Linked DNA regions of Mus musculus: region 2 is linked to region 1. The links are chromatin loops, found by intact Hi-C in ENCODE. Cell type or tissue: left cerebral cortex. All regions are shown on one strand.

What was found. Peaks named below come from ENCODE experiments on the same cell type or tissue, not always from the same donor. Only the 100,000 strongest peaks of a DNase experiment are listed, where the experiment ranks them.
Region 2: a loop joins it to region 1, with 2.4 times the contacts of the local background. A loop is called at or near these places in 6 of 42 quality-filtered maps.

Annotation. Positions count from the first base shown.
Region 1 is chr1:118,765,053-118,773,052 of GRCm38, reverse strand. No RefSeq gene overlaps it. Among named protein-coding and RNA genes, the nearest start is that of Tfcp2l1, 140 kb to the right of the region's middle. In left cerebral cortex, CTCF peaks have their summits at 553 (motif pointing right) and 4,021; DNase peaks (open chromatin) are centred at 546 and 4,018.
Region 2 is chr1:119,440,202-119,448,201 of GRCm38, reverse strand. Gm33490 (a long non-coding RNA gene) reads left to right here and starts at 4,058. Exons shown (of 2, transcript XR_003947965.1): 1 at 4,058-4,165; 2 at 7,583-8,000. It overlaps Gm33575 (a long non-coding RNA gene), which reads right to left and starts at 4,324. Exons shown (of 2, transcript XR_387314.2): 1 at 3,851-4,324; 2 at 2,398-2,974. It overlaps LOC115487115 (a long non-coding RNA gene), which reads left to right and starts at 2,707. Exons shown (of 2, transcript XR_003947963.1): 1 at 2,707-2,769; 2 at 3,567-3,763. In left cerebral cortex, a CTCF peak has its summit at 4,061 (motif pointing right); DNase peaks (open chromatin) are centred at 208 and 1,819.

The sequences.
Region 1 (8,000 bases):
GATGTGGTCACTGGTAGGTTTCCCCCACACCACTGGATGGCCGCACACACAGGCAGCACCAAGCAGTGGGCTTAGTAAGGTGTGTGTGTGTGGTGTGATACAAAGTACATATATATAATACATATAATGATACATTCATATATCTAAAGTATGATATGTAAATATATGATACAAAGGTGGAAGGAGCATGTTGAAGAAATATAAAGGGGAAATGAGGAGTGAGTATAACCATATTTCATTTGTATACATGTATAAAATTCTCAAGAACAAAGAAAAATTGTAACTAAAAAGAATGTTAAAGTATCTAAGTATGTCTTCGGTTAACTCTGCCATTCTTAACTTCAGTCTGAAACACACACACACACACACACACACACACACACTTCTCTTCTCTGGCATTCTCACTAGCGCCCCAACTCCGGACAGTGGCTCTTGTTAAACTGCATAAAGATCACAAGCTGAGAAGAAGCTAAGGCTACCAGGGTTTACTGGGAGATGGACTGTAATCAGTCCTGGACGTCGCTACAGAACCTGTAATTACCAGCAGAGGGCGCCGGAGCACATGGTGTGGAATGGAAGACCTGCCTTGGTGGGCGGTCTGCTTTGCTCAGTGTTGGCTGGGGCCACAGCTGAACGGTGTGAGACCTGGCAAGGCTGATGGCCACTGGTTGAGTATCATGCACACTGCCTGGCAGCAGTCCTTCCTCAGCCGTGTTCTCCTATCTACTTGGATTCCCCTGAGAACTGAGCTGAGACAGGGCTTGGGCAGGGAGCAGAGAAGGAAACTAGAAAAGAAATAGAGACAACAAAAAACTGTGCAGCACCCAGTGAGTGGCTGGGAGTGACTGGCTGGGAGTGAGGCATAAATCTCCTGAAGGCGACGAACTGCTCCTCAGACCACTGGCTCGAACAGCGGTTCTCAAACTGTGGGTTAAGACTCCTTTGGGGGTGGGTCACATATCAACTATCCCCCATATCAGACACACGATTAATAGCAGTAGCAAAATTACAGCTATGAAGTAGCAATTAAAGTAATTTTACAGTTGGGATCATCACAACATGAGGAACCGTATCAAAGAGTGGCAGCGTTAGAAAGGTTGAGAACCTCTGAGCTTGAGGGATAAAGGGCAGGAGACATTTATCCAGAGGATGGAGAGCTTGCCTGGTGTGTACAAGGCCTTGGGTTCCATCCCCAGCACTGCATAAAGTAGCCCTGGTGGCACAAGTCTGGAATCCCAGCATTTGAGAATCGATGGCAAGAGATCAAAAGTCCAAGGCCATCCTTGGCTACATGGAGCCCATATTTCTGGGGCTGTTGTAGGTTTGTTAACACCCCATATCCTTCATGGGTTACTGTCCAAATTCAGATGAGTGAAGTTTGCCAAAGCCACGGGACCAATGACAATAGACCAAAAGGCTAAAGGGTAACAGGAGTTTGTCTGGGGACCCTACTAAAGTTACGATGCCATCATGAACTTCCAAGAGGAGAGTTGGCTAGGATGTATACTCGCCGGCGTGAAGGGCGGGGCCAAATACCCGGTGAGAGCAGCTTGCATAGGAGGGCTAAGCAGGGCTCTCAGTTCGAGGGCACCGTACACCATGGTGAGACGGCTGGTCACATGACATCCAAAGGTGGGAAGCAGAGAGAGATGGCTGCTGGGGCTCAGCTCACTTTCTCCTTTTTATTCCGACTGGGATCTCTAGTCATGGGACGGTACCATTCACAGCAAGGGTGGGTCCTCCCACCGCAAGCAACCCAACCTAGAAACTCCCTCACAGACATGAGCAGAGGTTGGTCTCCTAGGCCATGCTAGGTCCTGTCAAGTTGACAGCACCGCTATCACAAGTAGAATGTGGAGATAGGAAGGAATGGCTCTTTCAGAACTTGGGGACAGGAGTACTTCAGAGCCTCTTCACTCAGGCTGAGCATAGTGAGCCAGACCCCGGGGTGTTCCCCCAGCCTAGGATGTGTCTGCCAGGTGGAGCAGCCCAGTGTTTGAGGTCTCAGTGTAGGCAGACCTCCCAGGCGTTTCACTGAGCAATAAAGAGCTGCAGCAGTGCCTAGTCCTGCCTGTGTCCCCGCTGTTGCTTCAGGCCAATCACAGCTCACTACCTGGTGCCTCTTCCCTCACCTGTGAAGGCATGTGTTGTGCTGGACCAGTCTGCTTCCTTCCTTGGCTTGTCCAGGAGACCAGACTTTAAGCAAGGGCAGCATGACTTAGAGGTGTCTTGGTCGTGTGTGTGTGTGTGTGTGTGTGTGTGTGCGCGTGTGCGTGTGCGTGTGCGTGTGTGTGCATGTGTGTATACTTGTGTGCATGCATATGTGACACGGGGCATATGTGATGATCAAAGGACAGCTTGCAGGAGTTAGTTTTCTCCGTCCACCACGTGTATCTCAGAGATCACATTCAGGTTGCCAGGTTCGCAGCAAGCACCTGACCGCTCATCAGTGCACTCAGACTACACCTGGCTTCCCCACTTAGATCCTGGATCTCAAACTCAGGTCTTCATGCTTGGATGGCAAGCACGTTACCAACTGAGGCACCTTCCCCTGTCTTAGTTCTGGTTTTAATCGTGAACTGTGTTGACTATGATACCCTGGGCCAACTCCCATAATCTAAACAGTAGGAAGATAGAACAGTCTCAAATTGGGCCTTGGGCAAGGTCAGCCCGGGTAGTAGCCAAGACTGCTGATTTGAGTGTGTGGGTTCCAGTAATGCTAATGATAGCCAGCATTTGTTGAGCACTTACTGTATACCAGGCACTACTGTAAGTGCCCTACAGTGGACAGCCTGCGGTTCTGCTACTAAAATGCCAGGGAACAGAATAATTCCTCTTTCCCACAATGCTTTTGTTTACTCCTCTATGAAGAATGTGGGTCGGTTGGTGGCAGGGTTCCAGAGCTTTAGTGTAATGGCTGTCACCAAAGACAGGCAGGCACCCATCTTCCAGTTCATGGGGTGACCAACACCCAGATCCCTGGCACAGAACTCCCCCAGGGCCTCGGATGAGGATACTGTGTGACTGAAGGGCACAGATGTTGGCGTGGAGAGTTGGGGGGCTGGTAGAAGTGGGGTAAGTTGAGCCCAGGGTCTCTAGCTGTGTAGAGTCTAGGGGTCTGTGGGAGGTTGTAGAAGCCTGATTGCTCTGAGGGGTCTACAAGTTACTGGAGTTGTTAGAACCACCTGCCCTCCATAGGACACTTAAACACTCAAGTGATGCCGAATTGCAGAGAAGAGAGGGTCTACTCACTGGGGCTGCGCTGGGGAGTGGAACAAATAAAGACATCCACTTCTCCCACTAACTCCATCTTCAGGGCACTCATGAGGTTCAGGTTTAAACAGAGGGCAAGAGCGGTGCATAACTAAGCTGTCCCGGTCAAGGTGTGGTCCTGCCCTCCATCCCTGTCTGAGCTCACATCTCTCTTGCAAGGTAGTCTGTCAAGCTGTCAGAACTGTGTGAAATCTCTTTCTGGGAGACAAGCTCCCCCTCTGGCTGGCACCAGCCTTCAGCCATTATCTTCTCCCAACATGAGGTGCTTGGGGAAGTTCTCAATTTGGGGGGGGGGTGCATCATCTCAATAGTCTGACAGAGGAGCACGTGTCCTTTTAGAATAGAGTCGTTCCTACCAGGACACTTATGAGGACTCTGGAAGGATCTGAAGACTGCAGTGTGCAAGGTTTCTGCATCTAGGAGTCTAGGAGTCCAGAGGTAGAGCAGCGAGGGCATGAACTCTTGACAGGGGCAGGGAAAGCTGCAGGTCACAGGGACCTGGAGCTGACAGTCTGAGGACTTCGAGCGTAAGGGTCTGGGGCTGGGATGGTTTGAGAAATTAGGGATCTAACATCTGGGGAGTCCGAAGGTGTGGCCCAGAATTTGGGGATGTGAGCATCTAGGAAGACATAGATGTAGGGTTTTTTTTCAATACAGGTGTGCTTGGAGATTCAAAAGATCTGGGGCAGTCCAGAGCATTGGAAGTTTGAAGAGGAAGGAGCTGAAAGTGGCCCAATAGCGCCCCTTAGTGTTCTTTCTCTCCTACTGCAACCAAAAAGGAGCTTGTGTGTGCAACTGCATTTTTGTATCTGGATATGTATATACTTGTGTGTATAGGCCGGAGAGCAACCTGGGACGTTGTTCTTCAAATGTTATCCACCTTGTATTTTGAGTCAAGGTCTCTTTAGCCTGGAACTTACCAAGTTGGTTAGGGTGGCTGGCTAGTGAGGCCCAGGGACCTGTCTGTCTCCACAGTGCTGGAATTATAAGTATATCCCACTACAGGAGGCGGTTTTGTCCTCACACCTCCAAGACAAGAATTATACTGACTAAGCCATCTTCCCAACCCCTGGTATCTGTTTACAAAGAGCACTGGGTTAGGATTGTAGTGCTGATCTCTGGGGAGCCAGATTCAGATTCAGGCAATGAGACAAATGGCTTCAGGGCTTCCTTTAGGGGATGGCAGGGGTTGGGGAGGTGGACAGAAAGATCCATGTGTTTATAAAGGAGAAATAAAGACAGAAGACAAAGTTGTCCAGGAGATGTCCCAGAGGGGACAGCTGTTGAGGGGCCACTTGTAAATATAGTCCCTCTTGAGGAAACAAGTGTTACAGTTCTAGCAAAAATAAAGCTATTCTGTAGAGACATCTGCTCGCCTCCCTTTGGCTATCAGACTACTGAGACAATGGATCCCACGAGATTGGCATTTCCCCAGGAGTACTGAGAGAGTAGACAGGGATCCTGGTGCTAGCCAGAGGGGAGCTTGTGTCCCAGGAAGAGACCTCACAGGATGTTGATAACTTGTCAGACCACCTTACAGGAGAGAGTGGAAGTGAGACAGGAATAGACCAGTGAGGGGCGGGGCCACATCAGTGAAGGGCGGGGCCACATCAGTGAGGGAGGGACGGTGAGGTCAGGGAGGGACTGGACCAAGCTCCTGCAAGGCTTAGCCATACATACCTCTGGCCCTCTATTTAAACTCGAAGGTCTTGTTAAAGGGTCACTCACCTCCATAGCCACTGTGAATAACTCCCCTCCCTCTGCTTTTCACTATTTCTGGTCTAATTAGCCTATTGCGAATGGGCTGCTGAGCATGGCTTGTTAGGGCTGTAGGGCCCAGACTGTAACCCTAGCAACACTACTAACATCAGCACATAATAGACAGCCATCTGTATCCTCCTCTCTAGTTTCTATCTCTCTGGTTAGATGGGCTGAGGGAGTTGGTTTAGTGATAAGCAAGGCATTCTGGGTGGCGAATCTGGGGCAGTAGGGAGACTCTGTCAGAGGACGACAGCTCTGATAAGATTCAAATGGCAGGAGACTGGAAGCTGAGTTCCCAGGTAGAGGAGAGGACACTGGCAGCATCTGTAGTCCATGCCGCCACCTCCCACTTAAGGCCTGACTCTGCCACCTGGGTAAGATGACAGGCATACCAAGGCCAGGATTTGTCTAAAGGCCTGTTTAGGGGGTTTCAGTGATTGCTAAAAATGAAGTGTGACCTTCTGGGAAGAAATGGCCATTCCCATGACAGAGTGTTTGCACCTGAGTGGAATTCCCCCTAAGCCTGTAGCTCATGTCATTCAACTTAGGCACCACTGGGGCTATACATTCCCTGCATAGCACCTCAGTCACCGCCTTCCAAATGCCACAACAAACATAGTGTGTTGCTAGTAGCCACAGAAGAACACAACATTTACACAGGGGTTTAAGGTCATCCTTGGTTACATAGTAAGTTCAATGTCTGCCCAAATTACATGACACTTTGTCTTAAAATGGGGAGGGGTGCTGAAGAAATGGCTTAGCATTTACTAGTGTTTGCTGTTCTCCTAGAGAACCAGAGTGCAGTTCCTGGGCAGCTCACAACTGCCTGTAGCTCCAGGAGACCTAGTGCTCTCTTCTGAGCTCCAGGCACCCACACACAGGTGCATAGACAGACAAATGTATTAACTGACAACACGACTGCTCCATTGTATGGTTGAGACAGAAGACTTTTATTAAAGCTGTGATGGAGAGAGCAGCCAGAAGCATCTGGAGGAGTGTGCAGCAGAGAGAAAAAGTAGGAGACTGATCGTGGCCAGCAGACTGGATCTGACTGGCCAGGAGAGAAACAGGAACAGAGGAGAAGGGGGGTGGGGGACAGATATCAGGGGAGTGCAGGAGAGCAGAGAATGGGGAAAAGAGAGGCAGAGAGAGACAAAAACAGAGAGGGAAAGACAAAGAAAGCGATCATGTCTAACATGGTTATAAGAGTGAATAGTGAGGTGGGAGGGAACGCGGTGAGCTAGAGGAGCTAGGGTGGGGGAGGAGTGAGAAGAGCCAGGATAAACCCTAACCCTGTAACAGGCGCTGTGATATGAAGGGAGTCTGGAGGCCAGCCTGACCTTTGGTGTGCTAATAGAAACCACAGACAGCCATGTGTCCCTTCTACCTTTTGGAATTTGGGAAAATTGGGTTTCCTAGGGACCTGAAAACACATACACATACATTTTTTGCTAAGCTGGACGATGAGGAAGAGGAAGCAGAAGCAACAGCGGCCATTGCAGAGATCGATCAGTGCTAATGCTGGGAGGGCAAGAGCCCTGACCTTGCTCAGTGTGTTCCCGTGACTCTGTGTGCTTATATGGAAGCCCAGAAGGATGGAGGTGAAGCAGTAGGTCCAGTCGGATCCAAACAGCGATATTACATTCTTGTAAGCACTCTATTTCCTTTGACCTTGTGAGGCTGGGAGGGGGGAACCGAGGCCTGGGTCTGCTCACCTTTGTCTTCTGCACTTCTCTGGCTGTCCACCATCACAGTCAACTCCTTTGTATTTCATTCACAGCCTCCCCAACTCTGGGTCCAGTGGGATGGCCCAGCAGGTAAGGACACACAACAAGCCTGAAGATGGGTTCACTCCCCAGGACCCACTCAGTGGAAGGAGAAGCTGCGTCTGACAGTTGTCCTCTGACCTCCAGAGTGTCCTGTGCTGTGATCCTGCATGCACACGTGTGCTCTCTCTAGTGTGCACACATGTGTACACACTAAAGAGGTGTAATAAAAATGTATTTTCAAAGGACCCCATTCGCTGAACGCCAAGACTTCTCAGTTCTCTTCTTCTAACCTGCAGAGAGGCTGTTCTACGGAAAGGAAGGCACAGCCATCTCTCTGGCAGGTGACAGATTGAATGACAATTACATTCCTACAGGTAAAAAGTGCAAGATGCAAGTTTATTTCCTCCAGCAAAAGAGTCCTTGACACTTCAACTGATGATGAGTAGGCGCTAAATCCCTCAGGAAGGCAGGAACATGAGCTACGACCAGCCATGCAACAATCAGGTTGGCAAGCTCTGCTGCCTCAGCACTTGGGACCCAGCCAGAACTGGGCTTCTCAAAGCCACGCCACATGGGGGAATCAGCAGAAGGGACGTGCAGGTGCCCACGTGAGGCACAGCAACAAAATATTTCGACACAAGTGTTTGGCGGGGGAGGGGATATCAATTTTAAGAACCTGTCAATGTACGTGACTCGAAAACATCTTGCAAACTCTCCCCCCACCCCCACCCCCAGGGCTTAGGTGTAGTATGTCAGTTGGTGGTGCGCTTGCCTGGCACGCACAAAGGCCTGGTTTCCATTCCCAGCACTAGACAGACGAGTGTGCTGGTACATACCTATAATCCTAACTTTCAGGAGGTAGAGACAGAAGTTCATATCATATAAGCTACATAGAGAATTAGTAGTCTGCCTGGGGTACATGAGACTCTGTCTCAGAAAAGGAGGCAGGCCTGAGAATATAACTCAATCCGTAAGGCATTTGCCTTCCAAGTACAAGGGCCTAAGTTCAGCCCCCAGAATGCACACACACACAAAAAAGTCTGGCCTGGTGGCATGTTCTCATCATCCCAGAAGGGGCAAATGGTCCCCCAGGAGCAGAACTGTCCCAGACCCTGGCAGGGCAGTGCTTGTGGCCTGAAGGTGATTGCAAAGGCAGCGCCCAGACCCACCTTCCTTCAACCACACAGTAACAAGACA
Region 2 (8,000 bases), 680 kb before region 1:
ATCACTCAGACAGTTTAAGTCTTCCAGTTTCCCTGGTTCCTTTCTTGCTTCCATACATATTCCAACCGCCTCTCTCTTTGTGTGTGTGTGTACGTGTGAGTGTGCATTTGTATACCTATGTATGTGAGTGTGCTTGCACATGTGTGCATGTAGAGACCAGGAAACAACATCAGGTGCTCTTCAGGTGCTGCCGTTCCCTTTGAGACAACTCTCACTGGCCTGGGACTGGAGGAGTAAGCTAGCCTTGCTGGCAAGCGAGTCCTAGGGACCCAGTCTCTGCACTCCGTGCCAGGATTATAAATGGGAACAATCAGGGGCAGCTTTTGTTTTTGTCTTTAAATGGGTCTGGAGAAGGCAGGTCTTCAAGCTTGCAAAGGCATTGCATCTTACCGAATGAACTCTCACCCCAGCCCAGCGTCTCTGCCTTAACAAAATAACAAACAAACAAACTCACTAGACTCAGAGGAGAAGAGCACTCGCTGCTCTTGCAGGGGTCAGGATTTGGTTCCCAGTCCCATAAGGAGAGCTCGCAGCTCTTTAACTTCAGCTTTAGGGGATCCAATACTCTCTCTGACTTCTCCGGGTACCAGCTCACAAGTGGCACAGACCCAGACACATAAATACAAACGCAAATACTTCCTTAAAAGAAACAAAACTTCCCTAACATTGCTTTACACACACACACACACACCCAAACACCCCACACACAAATGTGTATATATATATATATATATATATATATATATATATATATATATACATATGTATGTATGTATATTATGTTTGTGTATACATACACACACAGACAGACACACAAATACACTGTTTGCCTTGTTATATTTTCTTGAGACAGTCTATCTATCCTGGGCTGGCTTGAAACTCGCTACGTAGACCAGGCTGGCCTGGAACTCATAGGTGTTCTTTCTGCCTCTGCTTCCCAAGTGCTGGGATTATAGGCCTGCGCCACCGCGCCCTTGAAGCTTCCTAGTCTTCCCCTCCCTCCCTTCAAGATTGCAATCGGCTTGCTTCCCACTGCCTGCAGTTCATGACCTGTACAGGAGCCACCTCAGTGGTTCCATTCAAGAGTGTCTTTGCAGTTCCCACGCCTCAGCCTCTGTCTGGCAGCAGGCACCTTCTGCCTGGCCCTCCCTTTGGATGGGGCTGGCCCTCGTTAGTGATTTCCTGGCTTTCTGGTGACTCTTCCCTTTCCCACCCAGCTGGCTCCGGGTTGGGAAGATGAGAAAGATATCCCTGCCTCAGGCCTCCTCTGTCAAGGTTCCTCTTTTCTCAGTCCACGGTTGTGTCTTCTACTTTCATTCGTGATAAGGACATTTCTCTCTCCCTCGCCCCTTATGTCTGTTCCTTCTATTCCTGCCCTCCCCATCTTGCTAGTTGCTGGGGTGTTGGAATGACAAGTGTCACTTGGCACCTGTCAGCCCTGTTGTCTCACCAGGTATGCCAAGTCCCTCCTGTGTGTAGGGAGTCTCTCCTGAGCTTCAAGCACCCATTGTCTCTGCTTTATTAGGCTTAAATGGGACCAATCTACCACCTCCTTATTCCACACCCCCATTCCATCCCACCTCTCTTTCCTGCCCTCCCTTAGTGGGAGCTGGCTGACCCAGGCCGGGAGTGTGGGTAGGTGGACATGTCGCGTGCCTGGACATAGCACCCAGATGGGAAGAGCGTGGGCTGGGGCAGATCTGGATTTCTGTCCTGGCCCTGCCACCCAGGAACTGTTTATGTTGGCAACGATTTAATCTTTCTGAGGCTCGGGCTGAACATGTAAAATGTGATAACACCTACTTTAACAGGGCTGTGAATACCAAATGAAGGAGGTACGTGACACTCCATAGCACAGGGCTGGTGTCCAGTAGCCCAGGGATGTCTCCCACCTTTCTTCTGGGCAGAGCCCAGCAACGTTCACCTCCCCCTCATTCCTGTACTGAATATAGGAAACAACCACAACTTTATGCTCCTTAATTTGGCTTCTTTTTTTGAAGGTCTTGCTGGTTCCACATAGAGCCCCATATCAGCTTCTCTCTCTCTCTCTCTCTCTCTCTCTCTCTCTCTCTCTCTCTCTCCCTCCCTCCCTCCCTCCCTCTTTTATTATTATGTGTATATGTTGTGTCCATGTGTGTTTATGTGCACACTTACATGGGGGCCTGCAGAGACCAGACAGGGTGTCAGAACCCTGGAGCTGAAGCTGCAGGTGGCGCTGAGTTGGAGCCGCCCTGCATGGGTGCTGAGAACTGAACTTTAATTCTCTGCAAGAACAGCAGGTACTAACCACTGAGCAATCTCTCCAACTTCCATTCCAGCCCCTTGAGGAAAGAGGCAAGAAAGCTACAAAGAGAATCACAGACAGTATCAGAGACGAAGTCACTCAGTACGACGTAAGGCTGTCCACACCTAGTTTAATAACAGACCTTAACAACTTCTGGAAGCTCAGAGCCACTCGTGGCTAAGTTCATGCCAGGCCACACTTCCCGCTAAGGTTGTGGGTCACAGTGTTGAGAGCCGGCCAAGCTTGTCTATGAGGTGGCCTCTTGTCTCATTGTTCTCTGTAGGTTCTGGAACATTACAGACGCACCGAGGAGGAGATGTACACTGTCATTTTTTTCTTTTACGTGAATTCTTTCGGAAAACACTTTAAAGCTGGTATATTGTGCTAGTGGGTGTGGTTAATATTCCATCCGGACGAGCCTGAACACAAGCCTCCGCAGATCAGGGCTCTCAGCCCTGCCTTTCGTTTTCATGTGAGGAAATGAGGTGGGTTAGGTTGGAGTAGTCATGGAGACTCCTGTTGCTGGCCTACTGTGTGTGGGTTTCCTGAAGGAACAGGTTTCCGTGGGGTAGGGTTGGAGGACTTGGGAGCTGTATAGAACAAGAACTTTCTTCCACATGAGGATGCACATCCACTCTGTCACCATATCCTAGGGTGCCTCTGGCCTTCAGGTCTGCAACTGGATACTCACTTCCCCAGAATGAAAGGAAACAGACGGTAGTCAAGGAGGTACAATGGTTAGTTTTAACTGTCAACTTGATGTGGCCTAGACTCATCTGGGAAAAATGAAGAATCGTCTACATTGGGTTGAACATGTGGCCATGTTTGCAGGGGATTGTCTTAATGTGGGAAGTCCCCACCCAGTGTGGGTGGCACCATTCCTGTCTTAGGGTTCCCAATGCTGTTATAAACACCATGACCCAAAGCAATCTGGTGTGGAGGGGGTTTATTTCAGCTTATGGTTGTAGTCGAGGATGAAAGGAATCCAGGGTAGGGTCCCAAGGTAGGAACCTGAAGGCAGGAACTGATGAAGAAGCCATTGAGGGGCACTGATCCCCTTTTGCTCTCTGTGGCTTGTGTTTATACACCCCAGAACCCCCTGCCCAGGAATGGCACTGCCCACAGTGAGCTGGGTTTTCCTACCTCAACCATCAATTAAAAAAATACACTACAGGCTTGCCCACAGGCCAATCTGTGAATTTTCTCAACCGAGGTTCCTCCTCCCAAATGCTTTTAGATTGTATTAGGTTACATAACACTAGCAACACGATTCTCTTTGCAGGGGTTCCTAGACTGTAATGAGAGTTGAGAAACTGAGCGAAGTATAAGCCAGCATGCATGTGAGTGTGCACAGTCATTTGCCTCTGCTCTCGACACTGTGATGTGGCCAGCTGTTGGAAGATCCTGCCCTGACTTCTGTACAAAGATCGACTATAAACTGGAATTGGGAGCTGAAATAAACCCTCCACCTCTACATTGCTTTTTGTCTGGGTATTTCATCGCAGCGACAAAAAAAAAAAAATTAAAAAGAAGGTAAGTGAGTGCTCCTGAGGAGTTCGTTCTTACCTGCTGGAGGCAGAGGTGCCTTGAGAGCATCGGTCTGAAGACTCTGCCTGGGCACCCCCTTTATGGTTTGGATAAAGTGGGGTGACAGTGAGAAGAATGTTTCCTGCTGTTTTACGGATAGCCCAGATCCTTCCTGAGGCAGGCCTGAGTACGCAAAGCATGGTGGGAAGCGTCCAGCAAGATCCTGTTAATGGGACCCGGCCAGTGGAGGGCGGTGCTGACACAGAGAAGCATAGAAGATATGAGGAAGGCTCATATCTTCCTCAGGCTGGAGGGTGATGAGGGCAAGTCCACCTGAGAAGAATGGAAGAGCAGGTAGAGAACGGAGACTGAGTGGGCTGGGGAGATGGTCAGCCATTGAAGTGCTTGCTTTGCAGGCATCAGAATCTGATTCCTAGAAGGATCCCAGAAAGTGGATCCGGTGGCTGCATATTAGCTCTCTGGTAAATTCAGGCCAGCGAGAGACCTTGTCTTGGGGGCGTGGGGAAGAGAAGTAGAGGGTATGTGAGGAACAGCACTGGACAGCCTGCTCTCTGGCGCCCGGCGCTTATGCACGCACGCACACACGCCCCGCCCTCTCCACAAAACAGGAACCATTGCTGAAGACGGGACACTGAACGGGAGTGGGACTATATCAAACATGGCCTCAGGGAAGAAGAGCCAGGCAAAGAGATGGACAGAAGGCCGTGTTTGAGGGGCGTGGGTAGCAGTTGAAGATTTGAACAGGTAGAGATAAAATGAGAGGCTGGGCTGGCTAAGCAGGCGCAGCTGAGAGGCAGTTAGTCAACTTGTGGTGGGTCAGGGGACTGGGACATGTGCTTCCTGGGCTGAGACTTTCGTTAGGTGGATCCCAAGGCCTCTGCGATCCCCAATCTGTCTGAAATTTTAATACTTGGCCATTGTATGAAAAAGCCAAAAAGTAGCCATCTTTAAGGTGTAGATGTCCAGGGTAATGAGAGCATTTGTAGTTGGCTTTAATTGGGTAGTTCTTACAGAAAATTCAAATAGTTTAAATGCCACTTTTTTGGGGCAACTATCCTAACTTGTGATCCTCCTGCCTCTGCCTCCTTTAGCAAATCCTACCGGCGTGCGCCACCATAACCGGCTGCAACTATCCTAACTAAATAAATGAAGAGGGAAGCTGGGGGTGGGGCTCAATGGGTGGAGTGTTTACCTGGCTTGTACAGGCTCTGAGATCGATGCCCAGCACTGTATAAATCCAGGCGTGGTGGTTGGGGCATGCCTGGAGTTCCCGCACTCAGGAGGCAGAGGCAGGAAGGCCGGGAGTTCAAGGTCATCCTCAGCTACACAGTGAATTCAAGATGCTCTGTCTTAAAGGGATAGAAAGAGCTCTGAGAGGGGAAGAGGAGAAGGAAGGGGAGGAGAGAGTAGAGATAAAAGAATCAGTGGCTCAGGTCTGTAACCCTAGCACTTGCGAAGCCAAAGCAGAATTGCTCTGAGCTCCAGGCCAGCCTGGACTACAGAATGGGATATTATCTCAAAAAGCCAATCCAAAATAAACAAGAAACAGCACTGTGAGACAGTTCAATGGGTAGAGAGGCTGGTGGGAAGAGAGGACTGATTCTAGAAGTTGTCTGAGCTCTGCACTATGCCAAACAGACATGCAGAAGAGCGTGACCCTGGCCCTCAGCCTCAAGGGCCCTCGACTTAGATGTTGAATGTTCAGGTGGAGCGGTGGTTCGTCTGGGAAGCTGACTGATGGCATGTAATGTCCCCTGTGCAGGGCTGCGGCAGCCTGGTGCACAGCCTCTGGGTTTGGGGCCATTGGCTTGTGTTCTTAGCCATCTTTCAGTCTTACTTTTCTCTCATGCCTGGGCCCTTGTTCCTAAGAACACACAAGAAGGCAAAGCTAGATGCTAAAATATGCACAACTCTTGGTTGGAGTCTGGAGCTCTTATCAGCTAGGACTTTTGGGAGCTGGAGGAGAGACCTCCCAGGCAGGTCCTCCCAGGCACCATTACATAGGGCCTTCTGTGTGCCTCCGTGTGAGGCACACATATACCATGGCCTCAAGCTTTGGCCACTGTCTCCTTAACAACCAAAACTCTCATCTACACTTCCTGCTCTGTCAGATGGGAAATCCTGCGGACACCACACCTATCAACAAGTCTACCAGTTCCCTAGCTCCAGGTAGTTTGCCCAGACTGGGCCACCCTGTTAGTGCTGGCTTCAGGCCACAGGGATCTCTCAGATACTGTCACTCTCCAGATGTTAATGTCTGCCTGAAATCCCAGGGAAGGCAGAGTCTCAAAGAGGCCATCTATTTCTCCTTCCTGCCTGGAGGCGAGGCCACACCTCAGCCAGATTGAGGTCTCTTCTCCAGGTAACTTGTTCTAGCACTTAACAAGCCTGTCACAGGATGCGGCTTTGATGAACCTGCTTCTGCCTCCTGAGTGATAGGCCAGGAGTAACCAAGGAAGAATAGAGGAGCCAGACAGACTCCTGGAAAGAGCAGTTACTTTTCTTATCAGCAGACTGTCTCTCTTGCTAAAGACTTACTGTGTCAGTCATTGTGTGCCTCTGTGTAGGTATTCACCCGTGAGTTCTGGTGCCCACGGAGGCCAGAAGAGGGCAGGCAGAGCCACCTGACTGGAGGTGTGGTGTGCTGGGAACTGAACTCTGGTCCTTTACAAGGATCCAGTGATGAGACAGGAGAATGTCCAGTTCCTTTGCCATTTCTTCCAGACTGCAGGGCACCAGAGGGGCCTGTGACATCTGTGGTATCCAGACAGGGGATTTCATGTCGTCCCCCTTTCCACGGAAGACATGGAAGATTCCCAGTGGCTGCCCAATTTTATGGATAGTCTGACCCTATGAGATCAAACTTTCTTCTTCACAAGTCGATGATAAAATCTACTTATCAGGATGAGACATAATAAGAGATTAACAGCTGGACCTGTGAGATGGGTCGACCAGTAAAAGCATACACTACCAAGGCTGACAACCTGAATTTGGTTCTCAGGACTCAAATGGTAGGCTCTAGCATATGGAGCCTGCCACCAGAGCTCACCTATTCCAGAAAGTTGTCTTCTGACCATCACACACATGCTGTGGTATGTACATATCCCCTCCCCCAATAATTATACATAATAAAAAAATTTAAGGCTATTAACACCTATAATTAATAGTAAAAGATACTAGTTACAATTTATACTGTAATGGAAAGTTCTATGAAGGGATTGGGGTTGTAGCTCAGTTGGTAGCACCCTTACCTATCGTGCCTGGAACTCTAGACTGATCTCCAGTTGCCGATCTATAATCCCAGCGTTCAGGAGATAGTGGAAGTAGGATTAGATGTTCAAGGTTCTCACCCTCTGCTACAAATCAGGTTAGAGACTAGCCTGGGCTAGAGAGCAGCTGAACAAAGAAGTTATACAGATGTGACTTCTCTCTCCTCTTTCAATCTATCCTACTGTGTCATGCTCACGCTGTTGGTTGGTTGTTTGTTTGCTTGTTTGAGGCAGGGTTTCTCTCTGTATCCCTGTCTGTCTGCTTTGGAACTCACTCTGTAGACAGGCTGGCTTCGAACTCAGAGATCCTCCTGCCTCTGCCTCCTGAGTGCTGGGATTAAAGGTATGTGCCACCACGCCTGGCTTACTATGCTCACTCTTATTGTTGGATGTGGGAGAGAAAAACCATACAGGGAGTGGTGGATTTGAAGAGGGCTACTGTATTTCCAAAATCTCTCTAGCATGTTCTTTACATTTCCAGAGAAGCTGACACACTGTTGGGAAGATATGTTCCTTTCACTGATGTCCCTTCACGCAGTAGAACCGGGAACTTCTCAAACTTCTGTGGGAGTTTCTGAGAGCCAAGTCTCCTTCCTTGCCACCCTGATCTCCAGGAGCCCTGGGACAGCCGCTGGACACTTCACCTAGCGTCACTGTTTTTACCATGCTGGCATCTTTGTTTTAGTGCCTCAAATTCATGCTTTCAAGCCCTAAGCCCGCTACATCAGAACCTGAATGCCTTTGGAGATGGTGCTTTGAAAAGACGGGCAAGGACAGGTCACATGACATCGTGGGGAAAGTCATCTGTAGCCAAGCCTGAGGACCTGAGTTCAATCCCTCGGACTTACACGGTGGCAGGAGAGAACTGGTTATTACAAGCTGTCCTTGAATTCCACGAC